Linked DNA regions of Homo sapiens: region 1 is linked to region 2. A link is a loop called in an ENCODE intact Hi-C map of the cell type or tissue named here. Cell type or tissue: ascending aorta. All regions are shown on one strand.

Region 1 (2,500 bases), 130 kb before region 2:
TCACTGAGCCTGGCTCTCCAACCCCTTTTAGAGGCTTTTTAGTTCTCAGGCTGCAGTGTAAACTGACTTTCTCTGACCCCAGGGATGAGTCAGGCAAATGTGAAGCCAAGGGGTCAACATGGAGCTGCTTCTTCCGTGGAGTATCAATTTTATTTGACAATGTACATTTGGAAAGTCAAGTAAACTTACTGACTAGAAATGCACAACCTTATTTTAATATCATAATACATGAGAATATTGTAAACCATGATGCATAACTTGCATAATTAAAAATGAAAATCAATTATTTTTATTTTTACTTTTAGATACAGGTTCTTGTTCCATCACCCAGGCTGAAGTGCAGTGGTGGAATCCATAGCTCACTGCAGCTGCAAACTCGTGGCCTCAAGCAATCCTCTTGCCTTGGGCTCCCAAAGTGCTGGGATTATAATCATGAGCCAACACACCTGGCCAGTCTAAGACATTTTATGCTTGCACTGGATGTTTCAGAACAGGCATCCCCATTCCCCATTTATCTTGTATTAAGAGTTGTTTGTTAAAAAAGCTTGAGACCCACTGGAACTAGTAGGTTCAACCTATTTCTCTGTGATCTAAATGAATTCGCATAGGATTTTTCTCTGCTGGGGATGTTCTTCCCTCACTTGGTTACCTGATGAACTCCCATTTGCCCCTCAAAGCCCGCCTTAGATTTCTAGCATACCTTTCTTCTCCTGTCAGTGAGAGGTTATCACCACCTACTCTGTACTGTGCTTAGTACATATCTGCGTTTATGCTTATTCCGCATTGGTGTAATTTATTTGTTTATGTGTCTATTTCATCTATAAGACTAGATACTCTTTGAGGGCAGGAATTACATTTCATACATTGTTCTTCCTCATCTTAGCACCAGGCCTGGCATAGAGCAGATCTCAACAAGAGTTAGTTGATTAAAAGCCATGTTTTTCTTTACTTCTTAAAGAATAACTGAAAAATCCCAAACGCTCCAAATTGCTGCTAGTTGAAATTCAAAAGGAGATCGTTTTGGTGCTTTTTTCTGAGTCAGCTGTGTGACTCTGAGTATGCCCAGAAAACACAGGAGTTGCCCTGGCAGGGGGGTTGGTTATAGAGGGGTTGTCACTAGATCCTGGCCCCTTGGGGAAAGGGAGAGAGGAGGACATTGAAGAAGGGACAGTCCAGCAGCTGGCCCAGCTGTGGGGCCTGTGGTCTCCCCTCCTCTGCCCCCTCCCGTGCTCTTTGGATAGCCTTGTACTTACAGCCACTTGGACAAGCCTTAGCATTGTTTGCCTCTAGTGTAGGGTCAGAGGCCTTGTAGGAATGGCATGATTCTGCTTCCTTAAATAGTGACTTGGGAATGAAATGAGTAACCATGTCTTTAATTAGCCATACCCCAGAGGCCCGTAGGGGGTTGGTAAATGGTGGGCTTCCAGCCAAGATCAGCACTATGTGGCTGGTATTCGGTCCAGGGAGGCTTAGGGGGATGTTTTATTGGCCTCTCTCCCTCCAGTTGTCCTGTCAGCCCCTGATCCATGCTGTCGCCCTTTCAGCACGATGGGCTTCTCAAGACTGACAGAGGAAAGAAGGGAGGAGAGAGGCTAACCCAGTCTGCACATCTGTTAGGTTGGTGCAAACGTTAATTGTGGTTTTTGCCATTACTCGATTTTGCATTTACTTTTACATCAACCTTATATAATATCATGGGCCAGCCTCTGTGCCCAACACTGAGAAGGGCAAAATCAAAGGACTTTAGAGAAGGACTAAAATGTAACCCAACAAAAACATATAGTCCCAGAGCAGTCAAAGAAAGAGGGAGTGAAAGATATTTCAGAAAAACTTAAGTTCTTTGCTCTTTCTCCTTCTCCTTCTTCTTCTTCTTTTTTTGACAGAGTATTGCTCTGTCACCAGGCTGCTGGAGTGCAGTGGCGCAATCTCGGCTCACTGCAACCTCCGCCTCCTGGGTTCACGCCATTCTCCTGCCTCAGCCTCCCGAGCAGCTGGGACTACAGGTGCGCACCACTATGCCCCGCTTATTTTTTTGTGTATTTTAGTAGAGACAGGGTTTCACCATGTTGGCCAGAATGGTCTCGATCTCCTGACCTCATGATCCGCCCACCTTGGGCTCCTGAAGTGCTGGGATTACAGGCGTGAGCCACTGTGCCCAACCTTGTATTTTCAAACTCTGTAAATGGAATCTACACAGGCTACCCTTAATTCAGCCTCCTTCCATTTTCTATCCACTTCCTCACACCCTGAGTCTGCCCTGGCACTCTTTCCTCAAAACGCTGCAGAAAACTGCCCTGGCCTGTGCACTTTTCCCTTTACCCTTGTAGAGAGAAAAGAAATCTTTCTAGCCCGAGTCCACATGCCTTTCATCTCTACTAAATATCCTCCTTTCCTTCTGCCTCTTCATTTTTCTCTCCCTAACTTTTGATGCTATATTACAGAAAAGAATAATTCTGCAAGGGAAATCTTTATCCCCAGGGAGAGTGGCAAAAACCAATGG
Region 2 (2,500 bases):
ATGTTTCCCTTTCGTTTTGCGTTTTTTTTCCCCTTTCCTTCAAAAAAAAAAAAAAAATCTAGGATTTTGTCTCCTCTAAGGAGAAATTAGGAAGGAAAATCTGACATAATCTCCAGAGCTGTAAAACTTCTTTGTATGCCGTCACTTGAGTGCTTTTTCTTACATTCCCTTAAGTAGCCAACCTACCATGTGGCGAGTTTGTGAAGCCAGGAAGGGAGGCAGTAACCCGAGAGGCGCTGCAGGGCGGCTCCCCACGGCGAGGGAGGGCAGGCGGAGCCCCAGCTCCTCCCAGCCGGCTGAGCGCTCGGCCCCTCCTATGGCCGCAGGGGAAAAGGAGGAGAGACCTACATTTAAAAAGGCAGGAACCTACCAACTGCAGAGTGAGAATTCCCATTCGTGAGGTCAAATCGAGGTCAAGAATTTCCTAACCATCTCTGAAAACCCCCTATTTAGGGGGTCAAGTCGGGCTGGCAACGCCCCAAATCATTAACTAAATCTAACTTGATCTTCAAAAACACAGCCTAGGACTGTTTTTCTTTCTTTCTTCTGCCTGAATGTTTCTCAGTGGCATTTCTGTTACTTCCTGTTTGTGACCGGGCTTTCCTTGCCCTACTTCCTTTTTTAGGGGTTTAGGTTGCCTCGACGGCCATTTCCACTTAGATAGATGGAAAAGGGGTGTGTGTGCGTTGGATTGGAAGGGAAACAGCTCACATTTATTTTTATGTTGTAAAAGTCTTTTCTCATGCATTCACATTCTTTCATTTACGTTCTACAGCAACACTATGAGACCAACAATATGATTATGCCCAAATTACAGTTAAAGAAACTCAGGCTCAAAAAGATTAAATAAGATGTCCAAGTTCACGCATCACATAAAGGCGCAAAACCTGGATCTGCGTTCCAAGGGTCTGAAATCCAAAGGGGCTTGGGGATTTCACGAGGTCTGAATCTAAAACTGAAGTTCTTTTCATTTATTGAACCCTTAAGGGAGACCTAACTTTAACTTATTTGGCAAAACTTTATTCAGGGAAGACTTTTATTCAATCTTTATTACAGAGTTTATTCTTCAAATGTAAAGAAAAGACTTAGCTTAGTGCCTTCCCCAGAGCAGTGGGAGAATTATGAAAGATGTACTATTGCTTTTTTTTTTTTTTTTTGGCAACCTCTCTGCTCTGCTGGCTTTCACCCTGGCCATCCCAGGACCGAGCTGGGGCGTTCAAGCTTGCCTCGGAGCCAGGCCTGCACTTCCAGCGTCAGGCAGTAGGGGGAGCAAGTGTGCAAGAGGAGGAAAGCGGCTCCAATTGGGCAGGAAACGTTTGAGACCATGTGTCCTTACCCGGCTCCGGTTGAAAATTTAATTTTTTTGGCTGCCTGAATGCTTAGGACCCATGGCTCCAGGCTTCTCTGCAAAAATTTATGCTTACTGATTTGTAGGGTGGGAAAAACCAGCCTCAGGGAGTTGTAGAAAAAGATTACATGTGTCCCCTGGATCAGAGGAAGTAAAAACCTCCACACGGTTGCTGGGGAAGGATCCAGGCCTCCTGGCCTCTGCCCCTATGTGAGGGGGAGAGGACGCAGAGGCCCGCACTATGGGCCGTCCTGGGTCCAAGCATCCCAGGACCTCCACCTGAAACCTGCCAGAGAAGACAGGATTTTGTACAGTCCCTAGCGAAAGAATTGGAATGTATACAGCAAAATGGGGAGAAACGTTTGTGTTTTTTCATTGTATCCCTGGCTTCTGGAACAGCGCAGGTGGCGGCCTGGCTTCTGGTACTCACATTGACAGAGCCTGTTAACTTAGGCTGCGCTTTGACAAGCTCCTTGAAGTCAGGTGGAAAAGAAACAAATGTCCTAAGCTTGAGCCTGTACTAGGTCTAGAATAACTTTAGAGTGCTGGCAGGTCACCTCTGCTCTGGGATGTAGCTTTCTCCCATTTCTTTCTCCATTACAACTTTAGTTTCTTAACCTGGGAAAGAAAAGTTTCAAAACTGCAGCAGTGGAGAACCCCGAGGGCTGGCTGGCAATAGTGTCATTCAAAGGAAAACAGAGAAGAACCAAAAGCTGATGTTTGCCTGCACTTTGGATTTGGATATAGAAGACAACTGATATTCTTTTTTTGATGGTGGTTATGTACAGAAAACGTTGGTCTTGGTTCCAAATACACATGAGATTTGTATTCTAATGCACCTGTTCCTGTGATTTTTTTTGTTTGTTTGTTTAAAATGGTGACTTCCTAGGGTATTTTTCTAGACCAGTAGAAAAGACGTTAACCAAAGCTTCCTGTAAAACTACCATTTAGGCATCTCTGCTTTCATTCTGCTCTGGGGTAAAAACTCCCTTCACTCTGAATAAGTTAGAGAAGTATTCAGAGTAGCTGAGATGGAAATGGATAAGATGTGGACCCACTAAGAGAGATGGCAATAATCTTTGGATCGCCACCCCTCACGGGATTTCCCCTAATATAAGATGATACCTGTGTATCATTGGTATATATCATCAT

Evidence for each region. Peaks named below come from ENCODE experiments on the same cell type or tissue, not always from the same donor. Only the 100,000 strongest peaks of a DNase experiment are listed, where the experiment ranks them.
Region 1: a loop joins it to region 2, with 4 times the contacts of the local background. A loop is called at or near these places in 61 of 110 quality-filtered maps.

The regions. Positions count from the first base shown.
Region 1 is chr4:38,189,636-38,192,135 of GRCh38, forward strand. No RefSeq gene overlaps it. Among named protein-coding and RNA genes, the nearest start is that of LINC02513, 180 kb to the right of the region's middle. RefSeq lists an enhancer at 1-91. In ascending aorta, no CTCF peak of the experiment used is centred here; a DNase peak (open chromatin) is centred at 1,396; H3K27ac peaks cover 2,500 bases.
Region 2 is chr4:38,318,745-38,321,244 of GRCh38, forward strand. No RefSeq gene overlaps it. Among named protein-coding and RNA genes, the nearest start is that of LINC02513, 47 kb to the right of the region's middle. RefSeq lists an enhancer at 1-186. In ascending aorta, a CTCF peak has its summit at 1,253 (motif pointing right); DNase peaks (open chromatin) are centred at 247 and 1,257; H3K4me3 peaks cover 1,171 bases; H3K27ac peaks cover 2,194 bases.